2 separate regions of the Mus musculus genome follow, and region 2 is linked to region 1. A link is a loop called in an ENCODE intact Hi-C map of the cell type or tissue named here. Cell type or tissue: heart. All regions are shown on one strand. Each heading gives the region's core, and the rest is flanking DNA. Links, peaks and the distances in the headings are about the cores only. Region 1 overlaps Etl4 (enhancer trap locus 4). Region 2 overlaps Etl4 (enhancer trap locus 4).

Region 1 (8,873 bases), core at 436-8,435:
CTCCAGGCAAGTTCTGGGCTGGGTTCATCAAGGCTGAGGAGTGCTGGGAAGGTTGCATGACCACAGGCGAGCTCTGTACATGGTGAACTGTCATGGTGGATAGGGGCACCACTTCTGACTTCACATCGCCAGGGCTTCCAGTGCTACAGTGGAGGGGTTGCCCAGGGGCATGGGCTGTCTCTTCCTGATGCTTCAGGACCTCTGCAGCTGTGGCCTTCTCCATGGCAACATACTGTGCAGCCTGGGATGCATCGGTGCCTTTCAGGAGCCCATCAGTGACATGCCTAGAAAAAACCATGCACAGCAGTGTTAAACAGTGCTGACTCTCCCTCCGTGCCTTCTCTGTGATATATCTGAATGCCATGCTTCAGTACCAGATCAGATGAAAACATTAAAAAACTCAGGAGCAGTTCAGGGGTGAGGGTTACCTTGACAATCTTCCAAAGCTATATAGTTCTTCCTTTGAAAGATGAGAGAGAGAGAGAGAGAGAGAGAGAGAGAGAGTCTGTCTGTCTTTGTTCATGTGTGTGTGGAGTCAGACACTATCTCCCATCTTGTCATAGATGGACTCATGCTATTTGTACCTGGTACTACATGGATTCTAGGGATCTGAACTCGGGTCCTCATGTTTTGTGGCAAGTGCTCTTGTCCACTGAGCCATGCTATCGGCCCCAAGAGATAGTCTCTTTTATGGTAATGGTATTGTGTCCAGACAAGACTAGCCCCTTACTGGTGTTGGTAAGTAGAAGTGAACACACGTCTAGTAATAATTACTCCTCCATGTGACCTAGCCTGTGAGGCCCCCAAATGCACTCAGTTCTCACTCAGAAGCTTCTACAAGCTTTCTAACTCTTCTTAGACTATGAGACTTATCAGTGTGTATTATCACCTTGTGGCTATCTTTCCCTTTAAGTGGACTCAATCAAGTCCTTCAAATTCAAGGCCAACCATGACTCTAAATTGAGGTATGTTTAGACCCCCATCCTCCTTTGTTTTGGTGGTCTCATTTTTCTTTTTTTGCAGTGCTTGGGGTGGTACCCAGGACCTCGAACAAATGTTCTACAACTGATTTATTGGGTTTTGAGACAGTCTGTATAGCTCATGCTGACCCTGAACTTGTGATCCCTCCTGGGGGGCTGGGATTATAAGTATGCACTACCTTGCCTGACTCTTTGGGAGACATTCAAAGCAATGTGCCCATTCCCACACTGGCTTCAGTAGAAAATACAGTAGATCTTTGGAAGTAGACACAGCCCTGTGTTTGTATCAGTTGTAACATGTTCTGGAATTCAAGAGACATTGCCATTTTTGAGTCTCAGGTACTTTGATATAATGTATTGGTGGCAGTAAAGATGGCACCTTCTTATAGCTGGGCCTTGTGGTGGACAACCTTAATCCCAGCACTAGGAAGGAAGAAGCAGGCCAATCTCTGAGTTCAAGACTGACCTGGTCTATAGAGTGAGTTCCAGGACAGCCAGGGCTGCACAGAGAAACTCTTTCTAGAAAAACAAACAAACAAACAAACAAACAAACAAACAAACAAGCAAGATAGCCCCTCTTGGGCGCTTCAATCTCTGAGTCTTTGAAGAGCTTAATCATGCGATCCCGTCTTCTTCAAGCTCTGATTTCCCTGGTTCTAAGACAAATCCTGACAATGGCAGTGTTGGGTATAAGAACACCCTGTAACTGTTTTCCAGAAGAGATGCTGCTCCCTCAGGCCACTGTTTTCCTTTAATGAGGCTGGCTTATTTTAGAGTTCAAGGTCTATAACATTTGGGCAACAGCTTAACAAAGAAGTACTTTAACCCATTTCTATTGTTGTGGAGTAAAAAAGTCACTTGATACGTGAAAATGAATGACCTTTTGGGAACCTGGATGGTCTATGTGGACTTAGAATTCCTTTGGCATCTGGGTTTTCTGCAGTTGACTATATACCTGCTTCGTGGAGTTATTAGTTGGGGTTGGTTATTGCTAGAAAAGTCAACTACACTTCCTATGATTAGTAATCCACTTTATCTACCTTAAAGTTAGCTGCATGCCAATGAATTCTCTTCTACACTTGATAGAGCAGTGGTTCTCAACCTTCCTAATGCTGTGGCCCTTTAATACAGCTCCTCACATTATGGTGAGTCCCCAAACATAAAATTGTTTTGCTACTGTAATGAATTGTTATGTAAATAACTGATATGCAGGACACCTGATAATATGACTACTGGGAAAGGGTTGTTTGACTTCCAAAGGTTGAGAACCACTGTGCCAGGGCAATTACAGCCAGGAAACAAAATTTTTACAAAAGTTTCTGACATACCTGATATATTACTTCTGCCTGGAAGGAAATCTCTCTCTCTCTCTCCCCCTCCCCGCCTCCCCACTTCTCTCCCCCTCCCCTTCTCCTCTCTTCCACCCCCCCCCCCCCATGTGTGTGTGTGTGTTGGTGTTCATGGCTGAGCACATCTTAGGCAAGTGTTCTACTACTGAGCTACACCACAGCCTTTGTAAGCATGTTTATGCTGGGTATGAGATTCATTATTCATTGAAAGCTACAGATCAGACAGTGTTTTCTCCAGATCTCTCTTCACAGGAATGATCTTTGATGAGCGGGTCCACTTAGGGGTGCTCAGCTTCTTTCCTGGGTGGGACCAGTATGCTCTCAGATACCCTTCCAGTAGATAAACACTTGGCTTAGAGTCTCGATTTTAAGTCTCCTTGCCCTCAAGGTGAAGGAGGCTAACAGTGCTTTAGTTTGTTCTTCATCCATAAACTATTACAAAACAAATAAAAGACTTATTTATGTATTTAATTTTATTTTTAAATTTATTGTTAAGTCTTCAAAATAGTGGGGATCAAATCCAGGTGCATATACTATCATTAAAGCCCAACATATGTATGAGATGAAAATACTGTGTGTAAATCTTTGTTATTTTAATTCATGTGTACATTTATAACACATGATTAATTGTAATAGAAATATGTAAATAAAATCTGTAGTGTTCTTAATCTGTGATGTGATCTAATCGCAAGATTAGAAAAAGAAGTGACAAAAAACTCAATTCAAACTAAAATATTACTTACACCTATAAGTCAGAGTATTCCAACTAGTAAAAAAAAAAAAAAAAGCCCAACATATGACTAGTAATTTAAAAGCCTAGGATGGAGCCAATGCAAAAGTCTATGCTGAGGAATTATACCCTCAAGCCATATTGCAACGAACATTTGGGGGCTGAAACAGTTGAGGGTTCTCCTCAGGATGCCATAAATAAAGAGTGATAAGTCATGATGATACTAAGAGTAGGTTCTTAAAGCCCGTGACCTGTATGTACACCAGCCTTTGAGCGACCCCTCCTGGCAAACCACCCCATCAGGACCATGGCAGTGACATTACCTCCGCAACATCGTCAAGACATCTGTCATGCTCCTCACACGCTTCAGGAGACTGTCCAGCTTGTGTGGCTCTTCCTTCAGGAACCTTACTGCCTCAACTTCTATGCGCAGGACAGCACGCATCTTATTTTGCAAAGTTGGAAATTCTCCTACAGGCCAAACCAGCAGTGATTTTTAGAATAGGAAGGCAGAGTGACAATGCCCACCCCACTCCTGTGACCTAGGGTAGCACAGAGAAATACCAAGTCGGGAAGCAACGGGGTGAAATCTTATGGTCAAACTGAGTGACCTTGGATAAGGTCACAGCCCCTCTGGGTCCATTCCCTGTGTATTATGGATAAGGCTAAAAAGTTAGGGTTTGTTTTCAACGAGTTTGGTATGTCTGTAAGTTCAGTAAAAGGGAAAGTTTTAGTTGTATGGTTTAGTTTCCATCTTCAGCATCCTTTATAAAGGTCCTCTAAGAAGTCTTGAATGAATCTTTTACTGTTTGAAGGATTGTTTATTTATTTACATGTCTATTTGAAACAAAGTATTACTGTTTCCCTAATCTGGTCTCAACTGACTTTAAGGGATCCTCCTGCCTCAGCCTCCCAAGTAGGATGGGATGGTAGGTCCAGATTTGAAAGCTTCTTCGGTTTTTTTGGTTTTTGATTTTTTTTTTTTTTTTTTTTTTTTTTTTTGGTTTTTCGAGACAGGTTTTTCTCTGTGTAGCCCTGGCTGTCCTGGAACTCACTCTGTAGACTAGGCTGGCCTTAAACTCAGAAATCCGCCTGCCTCTGCCTCCCAATTGGTGGGATTAAAGGTGTGCGCCACCACCGCCCAGCTGAAAGCTTCATAAACATTCCAAGCAACACACTTCCAGTGGAAGGCTCACCTTTGAGAGTGGCCACAGCTTCTCCCACTTGTCGCAGGAGGAAAGCCCCATCTTCCACATCTTTCAGGGTCACCACTCTGCCAGTGGAGGAAGAGTCCTTCTTCAAGTCCTCAACAAAGTCCTCCAGCTCACTGTGGGGAGGCAGAGAGCAGATGGAACTGAGCATGGAGGGTCTCAGAAAGGACACGTGCAGGAGCAGGGGCTCTCCCATTTTCTGCTGTGTCCCAGCCCTATCTTAAGCTTCCAAGGAGGAGGTGGGAGCACAGTCGATAGTAGTTTGCTTTGCAATATTGCATGGCTATGTAAGGTAGCAACGGGAGAGCTCTCCCGTGTCTGTCATTTGTGGTTCAGATTGGTCCCGGGTGGGGGTGGAGTGGGCACTTGATACATTCTTAACTTTCAGTTGTATTCATGCCAGCCAAGAGAACAATGTGCACACTTGGTGACCAGGAATGGAGGGAGAGAAAGACAGAGGGGAGAGAGTCCTGATAGATTAGGATGGAGGCAGAAGATGGGGGCTGGGGGTAGCCTAAGAGGGGGGTATGAACCAGTACTACAGTGAAGTGTGTTAGCTCACTTTAGACAACCAGGTTTCTCAATTTTAGTACCTGACATTTTGAACCATATAGCTTCATTTTTAGTGCAGGGCTGTCTTACACAATGAAGGATGTGCATCCTTGGCCCCTTCCTGCTGAGTAGCAGTAGCAAGCAATCACAAATTCCAATAATTTGTGACACATGTGAATGTCCCTTGACATGGTCAAATATCCCTGGGAAAGAGAGAGCAAAACTGCCCTCAAAATCCCCTAATGGATAGCCTCTCTCTAGTGTACCTGACTGTCCCATCATTAATGACTGTCTCTCTTCTCTCACAACTAAGAACTTAGAGATCTGATTTCTGGAGGGAGGGAGGGACGGATGGAGGGGTTGGGATGGAGAGAGAGAACAGATATCAACTCCAACACAGCCAAGTTATATTCTTCCACTTGAAACAACAAAAACAATTTGCCCAGATGTGTTTGTATCCTTTCAAGTTGCCTGCAAATTCAAGAGAAAGCTCTTAAAGGACGAGGGTGCTAAGAAATGCAAGACCACTAGGTGGCAGTAAGTGAATGGCGGCTGTACTTCCTGGCGCCTTAGTGGAGGAGAGGATGGCCTCACAAGACATGGGCCCTTTCCTCTAGGTGAGTGAGTAGAAAGGAGCTAATGCAGCCACAGGAGGGAGTCCAGCAGGGCAGGACATACATTCAACAAGGATGAAGTCACACGTGACACATCTGACCTCTTCTGAGCAGGGGGATGAAGTATTTGGTGATGCCAGCCATTCTGATACAGAAATCTCTGATGAAAGGATGCCCCGTTAGGGTCTGCATCTGTTAAACACACCTGGTGTTAGGTGAGCATACCTACAGGGCACATGCAGCTGCTGCTCCTTGGGGTGGAGCTGGGCCAATCCTTGTCAGACCTCTAAATGGTCCATTGGTGAGGGAGGTTCCCTGGTAGACCAAGCAGTCTCCTGCATTCTTTCAGGCTTTGATGAAGCCCTTCCAAGCTAAGACTCCAGGGCCCCCAGTTCCTTCAACCACCCACAAACTGGTCAATATGCAAATACTCCTCCAAGGAGATGTTCCATGACCCAAAGCCACTCCATCCAGATAAACTCCTATTTTAGTTTCTCTTACCCAGTCTGCCTCCTGCGCATCATATCCCTGCAACCCAAAGTTCCCCAAACTCTGCTCCCCTTTGACGGGCAGCAGGGAACCTCTGACACCATTATTCTGCCAATTCATGTGCTTGTGATTCCTATTTCGAGCTCTGAAGGCCACTTTTATTAATTCAGAGATTGAAAAAGAGACAGTGCTGCTGAAAATGAGTGCAGACGGCCTTTTGAAAGTCATCAATGGGCTTTTGAAATAGGTAGGCTTTGCTCAAGAAGACGTCAGACATTCATGGGGCCTCCAGATTTCAGCATGGCCTTAAGCTGCTTTTTATTCTGCCTTTGTTGAAAAGAAGCCCATTGTTTGTTAAACTGAACTTAGTCTGACTCTTATTAGAAGCTGTTATTTCCAAGTAGAAAACCATGAAAGATATTGACTCATTTTTTTTTTCTGTTCTTTAATCCCCACTTTCACTCCTCTGTCCTCATGTTCAGAGGACCCAAGCCTAACAGTTCTACCAGAGTATTTCTTTTCTGGAATTTAGAAGGAAGGGAAAGGGACAGAGAAGGGCCAGCAAAGAGCAGGCGTTACTTCTCAGTAGCCCTGAGCCAGGTTCTAGAATATCTTACCTAAGCTCGCTCTCCTGTCATACGGATCCACCCAGTTACCCTAGTCTATGTCTGTTTAAGGTATAAGAAACAGATATGATAATATTAAGGAGATATATATGTATTCCATAACTTTTAAATTAGTGTTGTGTGACTGTGCATGCAGAAGGCAGAAGACAACTTTCTAGAGTTGGTTTTCAGGGTCTATTGTGGGCTCCCATGATCTTACAGTCTTTGCAAGCACAGCCTAGACAGGTACCAAGCAGGTCTCCAAAGCAGGAGTATGACCCATAGAAGACACCAAGCCAAGGAGAATGATACCGTTCAACTGTGAGATGTGATTAGGACCATGGACCCAATTCTCCTGCCAATCCCCAACCCTGTGGTTTTCTAAGGATGCCCCACATTTTCCTGGCCCAGAGATATACTGTCATGGGGCCTGCTGAGTTTCCCAGACCTTAAAGGAGGGACAGTTGGGACAAAGATACCAGGCTCAGCAGATCTCTAGCTTACACAATAGGTGCTCATTAAAGAGAGGGAGAGAAATACCAGCTAAGAAGGTCACCCTGTGAACAAAGACAGTTTTTCTCTTCAGGGTGACTCACCATAACTTTTTGACAATCCGCTCTTCTTCGTGGAGGTACTTCTGTCTCTCTTGCTCCACCAGGGTGCGCTGACGCTGTACCGGATCCTCTAGTCTCTTCATGGTCTCCTTCACTTTGTTACTGATTTCCAGCTCAGCCTTCTTCATCATCGCCCTCAGAATCTCCTGGTTCTGCAGCTGTTGAACAAAAGAAATCAGCCTCCATTGGCTTCATCTGTCTGCTATCATGAAGCCTGAATGCCCTGCAGTCTTCAGAAGTGGGCACAGAGAAAACCCACAGCTGAATCTTTATTTCAGTAAGAAAGAGAAGAGAGCAAGGACTGTATACAGGACTGTATACAGGATTGCTTCCTCAGAGAACGGCTAAGTTTTATCAGGCAACTGACAGCTGAACTTCTGTGCCTATAAAAAAGGTAGAGTTTTTTCTAGTCTTTGGCTGCTGTTACACACACACACACACACACACACACACACACACAAACACACCACAAACTCTCACAGACGATTTTATAGAGAGGAGTCAAGAGTACTAGCATTGAAAGCCCAGTGATCAACCAGGCCTTCAGTCCTTGTCTCCCCCCAGACACTTGGATAGGCTTTCTTGCTCTCCGTTTCGCGTTTCTCTCCTGATGTAGAATCTGCTCTCCTTGGCAGAGCTACTCTGAGGTTCTTGTAGATCCTCAACAACCATTGGGTTGACAGGAATTTTTCAGAATGTCTTCAAAAAGCGAATCTGAGCTCTCTGATTTGTTTGGCTTCATGTCTCAACAGTGTAGAATCACAGCTCCTTACCATGTGGCACTACACATTGATGGGGCAATAATGAGTCCAGATGAGACAAAGGCTCTTGGGAATTGACTAATTTCACTGGATTTGACAAAGGCTGCATTTATATCTAAGTCCATAATTTCCATACGGTTTCCGGGATTCACTGGTCCTTCATCACATGGAACAAAGAGCATGCAAGTTTGAGCTACCCTTCAGAAGATGCTTGCCAATAGTTGCTAGGTTTTCATATGTCCACAAAGTGAACACCCTTGATCAGCTTCAGCAGCAATTGTATTTTATTCATTCCACTGTCCCTAAGACACCCCCCCTCAAAAAAAAAAAAAAAAACAAAAACAAAACACCAGAGCAACATTCAATTGTTTGCACTGGTTTCTTGATCCTTTTCCACTACAAGGTATCACCTCAGAGGACTGGGGATGCTGTTGTCATCTGCCCCATTATCTCTTCACACTGAGAGGAAGAACACTTTGACCATGGTGCCACTCTTTCAAAGCCCCATTGTGATCTTCATTATGAGATAAGAGTGAGCTGGGGCCGGGCGTGGTGGCGCATGCCTTTAATCACAGCACTCGGGAGGCAGAGGCAGGCTGATTTCTGAGTTCGAGGCCAGCCTGGTCTACAAAGTGAGTTCCAGGACAACCAGGGCTATACAGAGAAACCCTGTCTCAAAAAAAAAAAAAAAAAAAAAAACAAAAAAAAAAAAAAAAAAAAAAACCCCAAAAAACAAAAAACAAAACAAACAAACAAAAAAAAAAAGAGTGAGCTGGGTCACGTGCAAAGGCACCACTGGGCTCCAGTGTCAGTGCATGGTGATTAACTGGCCAAAGAGATTATAGCTACGGGTTATGGTTATTGGTTTCCGTGAGTGTTGATAAGGAAGTGTGTGTACTGTTCTTGATGACCTCTGTGACTCAGAGTCATGTTCTCCCAGCTTTGCTAAGGTCCCTTCATTGTGCTTC
Region 2 (8,873 bases), core at 403-8,402, 58 kb after region 1:
AAGAGGTGGGGGAAGGACTGAGGGAGAGAGTACTAGGAGACTGAACTGAATTGGGGGCTTGGGGAGGAGCATCTCTGGGAAGAGCTAGAAACCTAGGACAATGGAAACTCCCAGGAATCTATGAGGGTGACCCTAGCTAAGACTACTAGCAATGGGGGATAAGGGTCTTGAATCATCCACTTCCTGTAAACAGGCAAGACTTCTAATGGAGGGACTGTGATACCAATCCAGCCACAAAACCTTAGACCCACAATTTGTCCTGCCTACAAGATGTGCAGGCGTAAAAGATGAAGCAGAATTTGAGGGCAAGGCCAACCAATCACTGGCCCAGCTTGAGACCCATATCATGACGGGAAGCCACTGCTGACGCATTGATAATACTCTGTTATACTTGCAGATGGGAGCCTAGAGAGACTTTATCCAGGAACTGATGGAAACATATACAGAGACCCACAGCTAAACATTAAGTGGAGCTTGGGGAAGGAAGGATTGAAGAATCCAGAGAGGCCGAGGACACCACAAGAAAACCTACAGAGTCAACTAACCTGGGCCCATAGAGGCTCACAAAGACTGAACTGCCAACCAGAGAGCGTGCATGGGATGGACTTAGGCCCTCTGTACATATGTAAGAGTTATGCAGCTGGGTCAACATGTGGACTCCTAAAGTAGGAGCAGGGTCTATCTTGGACTACACTGTCTGCCTTTGGAGCCCTTTCCCCTAACTGGGCTGCCTTGTCTAGCCACAATAGGAGAAGATGTACCTCGTCTATTGCAACTTGGTAATGTTGAGGCTGGTTGATACTAGGGAAGAAAGGGAGGAGCAGGGGAGGGGACAGGAGAGGGAAAGACTGGGAGGAGAGGACTGAGGCGGAAGTTAAGATCAGAGTGCAAACTAAATAAATAATTAAAAAAAAAACAACCTATAAAACCAAATGATTGCAAAGCCCCCTTTCCCATGTGTCACCTAAAAAGCAGAGGTGCAAGTGTTCATGGTGGCCGGTGCCTTTAATTCCAGCATGAGGGAGGCAAAGGCAGGCACATCTCTGTGAGTTTGAGGCCAGCCTGGTCTACAAAGTCAGTCTGGGACAGCCAGGGCTGGTGATGCTGAGAAACCCTGCCTCAAAAAACCAAAAAACCCAAACCCAAACCAACCAACCAACCAGCCCACCAAACAAACAAACAAACAAACAAACAAAGCAGAGGTGCAAGGGAAAGACAGCTTTGTATAGTTTGAGGGTAGAACATTAAACCTACACAAACAACACCAGCAGGCCAGACCTGCTGCAACAGAGAAACTGAACATCGGAGACACAATGGCAATGCTTCATCACGTGGTTAAGCCAATATTCTCTGTTTCATTCAAAGAATCTCATAATTTGGAGCAGCTGCTGTTTCTCACTTGACTTGATGACCTACCCCCCTTCCATAAAAATACAGGATAATCTAAATTTGGTTAGTTTAAAAATCTATCTATTTTTGGTACAGGCCCATGTATTTCCAATTAATGAATTCTAGCTCTGATAGGATTTCTGGTTCGCTTTTAGTAAGATAATCAAGAAGGGAGATGTGAGCTGCTTTCTGGAGAATAGAAGAAGCCATGTTATACCAGCTACAGCCATGAATGGTTTCAAGAAGTCAGGTATATAGACTTCCCAAGCCCACCAAGAAACAAACTGGAAAGCTGGGTACAGTGGCTTACTGTCCTCATAGACACCGGAAAATAATGTGTGAAGTTGAAGAAAACCTTGGGTACAGAGTAACCTTAAGGCAAGCGTGTGCTGCAAGAAAACCTGTTTCTCTCTCTGTCTCTGCTTGCCTGTCTGTTTATCTCTGTCTTTTATCTGTCTCTTTGTCTCTGTCTCACACACACACACACACACACACACACACACACACACACGCACATGCACACGCACATGCACACTTCAGATGACACCCAGAGGGGTGAGAACAAAAGCCAAGGCCAGCATAATGTGGCCATGGATAAGGTTAATGGGTTTTCTGGGGCTGGTAGTTTCTGCTCCTGCCTTATACGTCATCCCTTTTCTGGTCTGTAAACCTGACCAAATCTCTCCAACCATGCTCAGCCTCTTGGATTTGAACTTCCAGGTGAATAGCTTACAAAAGTTGATGTCTAAGTCCAAAGATTTCAAGTTAGTCAGGCTTAGTCACTGAGGGAAGGATCACCAACCATCTAAAGGTGTATTTCCTCAAAAGCAGACAGAACATTTCTTGCTCCTGCAAATTACGTACAAGCAAAGAAGCTGCTACACTGTGGGGGAGAAGCACAGCGGAGAGAAATGTCACTGTAGGTGAGTGACATGGACCTTAGAAACACATTATTAACACATCATTCTCTCTATGCTCAAATTTATATGAGAATAACACTCACCTGAGATGTTTTGGGAAAGGCACAAAAAATGGTCAGCCTGCCTCTGAGCAAGACGCCAGACCTAGGAAGCCTGGGCTGGTATAGGGAGGTACAATCTGGCACAGTCTGGCCAGCCCTGGTGGAAACCCACAAAGAACAAGGAATAGTGGAGGAGTAGCCAGGGAACAACCTGTGGGAAGGAGGTTTGTGGCCAGAAGACAGGGATGCATGTGCCTGGTCAAAGGTCACTCCTGCTAACAGCAGAGAAAGGAGGTGTGGCTTGCATGTGGGAAGCAGAAGGGTGTGACAAAACCTCTCCAGCAAACAGTGGCAGAGGCTTCGTTCAGATGGCTGGGGGCTGCTGAGCATCTGCAGAGAAACCAAGCAGCTTCCAGTGATATTTAGGTGGGATGTATCTTTGGTCAACCCTGGATTTCAAAGTAACAACAGCAACATAGTATATATTAATTTACAGAAGGAGCTTAGCTTTGAAATACTCCCATTTTGCTCTAACAGAGTTGGATGCAGGCTGCCTTGATCCTGAAACCCCAAACCTGTTTCACTCAAGCAGCTGCATCCTGGTGATAACTTTGCATAACAAATCACTAGGTATTTTCTGCTGTTGAGCTGACTTCTGTATCTTCAGGAGGGTCTAGGCAGAGCACTGGAGGAGGTTAAACTAAAGCCTGCAGCCCTAACTTTGGAACCTCCCCTTCAATACTCTTTAGTAAAAGCTCAGCTCCATTACCAAACTCACAGATATACTCCCTGCTCTCCCCCTGGCCCCTGCAACTTAGCATTTGTGGAAAAGAAACAGTAGAAGCCAGCAACAGGAATAGCCATTCATCTGGCGCTGACTGCCCTCACCTAAACTTGTAACTTGGTCTTGGGGTAAACAAAACATCAGCCTGAAATAGTTTCAGGCTTTGAAGGTTCCCAATTTACAAAACACCAAATAAACAAGAGACCCCCCCAAACAACAAGAACAACAAAACCTTCACAGCACAAGATAATATTTTGACACTGAGTAAATATGACAGTTTCTCTATTCCCAGTGGAAGCTGTCTGCACTGAAACGCTCAGGGACTGGTGAGGCCATGCAGTGTCACACACAGACAGGAAAGCCTGAGTTTAAATCTCAACTCTGTTGCTTACTACGGTGTGATCTTGTTACTTTCATCTCCCTCAGTATTTATACCATATGGTTACTATGTTGACTATATGAAATGGTACATGGAATGAGGATCATATTGGATAACAATGTCATGCATAAATAATCTATAAGGTGGGATCAAAACACTCCAGTATAGAGCAGATCCATGAAGGTTTGTGTTCCTTTAAGAGGAAGCTGACGAGCTTAAAGGGCATGTCCCACATGAAATTCATTTAAAAGTATTCCATAACATGATGTCACGTAGAACCTCTGTTGCAGGTAAACATGATTTCTGTCAACGGCTTCCAGGTAATCATTAAACTCCACATAACAGGCTGTTTAAAAACTAGACACTTGTTCAGTATTCCTTCCTCAAGCTTAAACTGATATCTTCTTAGTAAAGAATTTAAGATGAATTTGCCAGGAAAAACTTCCCCAGAATGCTATAAGCCACACACAGCTTTCTCTCGTTTCTCTTCAATTCTCGCCACTGATCTCAGAACTGAATGAAAGACAACATCTTTAAGAAAATACTGAAGGCTGCCACAAACCCATAGACAAAAGAACCCTGTTCAAGCAAACTGCACTGACCCTTCAAAACCTTTGCTAAACTACAAGGTTAAACAGAAACAGGCTCACAGATTACAGATCTGTAGGTCAGAGACAGTCCCAGTGGAATCGAAAGGGGATCTTTAAAAGCAGAGCAATTCCAATAACAATGAGATCACTTTCAAAGCAGCACGCACGAAGTTCCTACAAAACCTCTCACTCCAGTTCCTCACTGGAGTGAATACATTAAACAGATCCGCAAGGGAGAAAAGGATACAATCTGTGCCTGAGCCAGGACAGAAGAGTCTCAAAGGATTGCAGTGTGTTTTAAAGTCAGATCAGATCTTACCTTGCATCTTCCGTGGTCTGTTCTTTCCTAGAAGAAACTTTCCAGACTCGCAGAGACCTCAGAACCACCCATCTGTCGGATGCTTCCAGCTCAGTCTGTCTGCATGGTGACTAAATGCTACGCTTTGCTTTCTTACAGAAGGAAGCCTTTAGTTAAAACATGTGGTTTAAAGGAGCAATAGCCACCCTTGTTAAAACTATTTCATGGACATTCAGAGGTATTGCTTCTCTCTGAGAGTTAAGGCTGCACGAATGCATTTTCCCTGTTCCGGAAATCAGCCTAACGAAAACCAATGCTGAGCAAACGAGAAACGTTCCTTCCCTGTGTGCTGTCTGGCAGAAACTGCAGCCAGATCAAGGAAACACGTGATGTTTATAAATACAATATGGCTCATGTTGTCATAACCTCTCAATGACAAAAAAAAAAAAAAAAAAAAAAAAAAGCGTGTAAGAAAAAGACAAGTGGCCATGGAGCAGGGAAGATGAGATTTGTGCCTGTTGAAAGCTGCCTATTTGATGTGCATGTAGCCCTCCTGCATCTAAAAAAAATGAAGACCTGAGAGCACAGTGGGAAGATGTGGGATGTGGGGGACAGACTCTGCATTAAAATGTTCAGGCTGGTTGGTCACTGTAGTAAGAGTAATTCCTCATCATCTGTGACATGGTCATCCTAAAGACACAGGTGAATAGGGGATCCTGGAGCTCACTGAGCACAACCAAGACCCACAGTGTTCTCTGACAATGATAGAATGGAGGGCTAGTTCCACACAGTCTGGAGCTGATAAGAAAGAAAAACAACAGATGTTGACCTCGCAGTGGAGTTTCTGATCTCCTGGTTGACCAGGTCTGGAAGCGGTGGTTATAACATCTGTTTTATTTACTGTTACAATTTCAGCACCCACAGAAAGCATGGCTGGTGGATAGAGCTGGTTCCAGAGCTCTGGTGGGGGGGCAGGAGAAAGATCTGTGACATTTTATAACAGTGGGGTGATGGCCACTTTTGTAAAACCATGATGCTTAGTTTAAAGGCAAATTTTGTGTGGGAATTATGCACACAGCAATATGCGGTTTCTTATTCAGGTTTGTTTACTGGAGAGCTAGCTTACTTTCTAATGAAGGTGAGTCAACTCCTGGAACTCCCTGTTTTGAGGGGGATAAAGGCTGACAAATGTGCATTTCTCACCATCACTTGCTGCATCTGAGAAAGCCAGACTCCCTCATATAGTTATTTTCATCTTAAACTCCAGGGGAAATGACCATTGTCATATTCCAGTGATGGAATGGAGACAACAAGAAGGTAAGCAGGCATACTTGCTTCTTACTGGGAATGGGCTGAAAACCACCAACAGCCTCATTTACAGACCATTGTATTGACTTTAGTAGATAAAGCATTACCAGGACGCTCGATAGGAAAATGCTGACCTAAGTAATATTTTCCATGACTGCATTTAGTGAGGATCTATGCAGAATGAGATACTGCGAGAGCCACAGGGAGTCTGAAGATGAATAAAACAGGGACTTGATCTCTGAAGAATGTAGTGTTCAGAAGACTGTGTCAGTAACTACAGCCTAGGCAAGAGAGAAGAGTGTGCTAAGAGGATAGGGGTGAAGGGGTATCCATGAAGGTTGTAAGAAAAAACAGTGATGTGGAAAAGGGAGGGAGTGAAAGGTTTGGTGATAAAGAGAGTCACTCCTGAGCTAGGACTTCAGGAAATGATAGCTCACAAATGTGGAGATGACCCATAGCCACTGATGATGGGGATCAAGGAGATGGTGATGACCACAAAAGCGATCAAAAGTCAGCTCTTGAGTTCTGCCTGGCTCTGCATCCAGCTCCAACTCTAACTGTGTGGTACTAGATGGGCTGACTATTTTCTCCTGTGTGTGTCTGTGTGTTTGTGTGTATGTGTGTGTGTATGTGTGTATGTGTGTGCGTGTGTATGTGTGTATGTGTGTGTGTGCGTGTATGTGTGTGTGTATGCGTGTGTGTGTGTGTGTGCGTGTATGTGTGTGTGTGTGTATGTGTGTGTATGTGTGTGTGTGTGTGTGTATATGTGTGTGTGTGTATGTGTGTGTGTATGCGTGTGTGTGTGTGTGTGTGTGTGTGTACCATGCATGCATGCGTGTGCACACACAGATTTTTTTCTCATGGTATGAAAATCAAATAGGAGTGAATACAATCAAAATACTGAACAAGGTGCAAGGTGCAGAGCTGGCGAATCGTGAACACGAGTTTCTAATACCAATGCCACTAAACAGATAAAAGGACTGGATGGCTTGTGCAGAGTCCACTAACAAAAGGACAAAGTAAGGGGTATGTTTTCTGATGCTTCCATGTCTGTGGTATTCTCTTCTCTTCCATTCCTACAGTGTTGTCTGAGTCCTCCCAAATCCAAAACTTTCATCTCAACTAGGACAGTCTGGTAATCTCCTCTTCATCCTCCCTGTACAACTCTCTCTTCCCTCCCTCCCTCCCTCCTTCCCTCCCTCCCTCCCTCTTTGTTTCTTTGTGCTGTGATTGTCTTTTGTGTCATCATCAGAGAACAGGATGGGATAAAGGAAAAGAAGTAGATGCCATGGAGTAGATGTGCACTGTGTTAAGAAACAATTGAATGAGCCAGGCGGTGGTGGCACACGCCTTTAATCCCAGCACTCGGGAGGCAGAGGCAGGCGGATTTCTGAGTCCGAGGACAGCCTTGTCTACAGAGTGAGTTCCAGGACAAACACGGCTACACAGAGAAATCCTGTCTTAAAAAACAAAAAACAAAAAACAGAAAAAAAAAAGAGAGAGAAAGAAACAAACAAATGGATGAAATATTATTTTCTGTGTTTTGACATCTTACTAGGAATAACATTTCACAACTTGTAAAATGTAGATGTAAATATGAAGGAAGGAAAGCTTGGGCTGAGTGCACAGACGCTGGAAGAAGCAGGCTCAGATCTGGTATCTGGTACCTGCCAGCTGCATGAGCCGAGGAAAAGCTTCCTTGGCCTCTGACTTAGCATCTGAGAACACTGGAGTCAGCGCACCTATTTTACAGAATTATTGACTTGAACCTCGTTAAAATATAAAGTACTTTCTCATGCTGCTTACTCCACAAACACAGGAAAGTCTGTGATTCGACATCAGGAACAATGGCAACCATAAAACACTATTTATGCCTGCATAGATTCTGCAGAGGAACTAATAACACTCACATGAATTATTATAATTCTGTAAGAAAAAAATAAAAGGCAAGTGGAATATCTGACAAGAGGAAGAAGAAAAACAGTGACATTAAAGAGGGAGACCAGGAACAACGCCAGCACACAAACTACAGCCTGCAAATGCCTGCACTCTTGCTGTGGGTGGGCCACAAATGTAATTCTAAGCTTTGGAATAGCAATACAAAGAAGGAAAATGATCATGTACAAGGCTCCCAGTGTCCACATGATAAAAATAAACCAGGAGAAGGGAACTATTCTTAGGAATGAGATTGGGGATATTTTTACAGCAGGTCTTCACAGAGGATGGAAAATGAACACCCCAGCATCTGTAGCACCGTAGCACTTCTTGTCCTGGGCCACACCCGCACTCCACGCTCACTGCCCCTGCAGATGCCACACTGGCTTTCAAGGAGATATGGAAGAGAGCATGTTATGATCTGTGCCTTTAAAAGACATACCATCTGTGGGATAAAGTGAACATGACCCAAAGGATTGGAACAGGACAAGAATGTGTCCGCTTGCCCCTGAAAGAGCTCTCAGAAGCTCTGCATGGTGAGCAGTCTTTCATTTAAGTTCTAAAAGCAGTCCTTAATTTTAATTACTTTTTAAAAAAGATTTATTTACTTATTATATGTAAGTACACTGTAGCTGTCTTCAGGCACTCCAGAAGAGGGCATCAGATCTCATTACGGATGGTTGTGAGCCACCATGTGGTTGCTGGAATTTGAACTCAGGACCTTTGGAAGAACAGTCAGTGCTCTTAACCATTGAGCCATCTCGCCAGCCCAATGTTAATTACTTTAAAAATATTTTACTGTGGGAACTTTAAAACATAAAAAGAAGGGAAAAAACGTAATGAAATCCTATTACTGTTTTAAGTTTTTCAATGCTGATTCCTCTACTTTCTTCTTCCATTCTTAGAGTGGTTTTAGAGAAAATGCCATTCACCGTGTCATGTAACATGTAGGTACTTTAGTAAGCTTCATTGTTTTAAGCCATCCTGTTACTGTAACACACACAGTTGCCAGTTATCCCTTAATATCTTCTGTTAAAACTTTCCAAATAGCTTTGTAGCTGCCTTACAGTTGGCTCATTGTCTTCTGCATGGACACCCAGCCTCGTAGCACAGCCTTAAAACCTGGAGCACCTCTGTGCTTTCATATACTGGTAGTTTGTTAGCGGAAGGAACGAGAAGGCTGTACTTCAATGTATAAGAGGAGAAGACTTAGTCCATTTTGTGTAACT

What was found. Hi-C counts contacts between places; a loop is a spot of excess contacts. Peaks named below come from ENCODE experiments on the same cell type or tissue, not always from the same donor. Only the 100,000 strongest peaks of a DNase experiment are listed, where the experiment ranks them.
Region 2: it touches region 1 in a loop (2.1-fold over the local background); 5 of 42 quality-filtered maps call a loop at or near these places.

Annotation. Positions count from the first base shown.
Region 1 is chr2:20,776,455-20,785,327 of GRCm38, reverse strand. Etl4 (enhancer trap locus 4) reads right to left here. Exons shown (of 22, transcript NM_001081006.1): 11 at 7,127-7,302; 12 at 4,256-4,386; 13 at 3,383-3,530; 14 at 1-284. Among named protein-coding and RNA genes, the nearest start is that of Arhgap21, 190 kb to the left of the region's middle. In heart, for the core only: CTCF peaks have their summits at 5,350 (motif pointing right) and 7,181; no DNase peak of the experiment used is centred there.
Region 2 is chr2:20,718,273-20,727,145 of GRCm38, reverse strand. All of the region lies in intron 6 of Etl4 (enhancer trap locus 4), which reads right to left. Among named protein-coding and RNA genes, the nearest start is that of Arhgap21, 250 kb to the left of the region's middle. In heart, for the core only: no CTCF peak of the experiment used is centred there; no DNase peak of the experiment used is centred there; H3K4me3 peaks cover 597 bases; H3K27ac peaks cover 929 bases.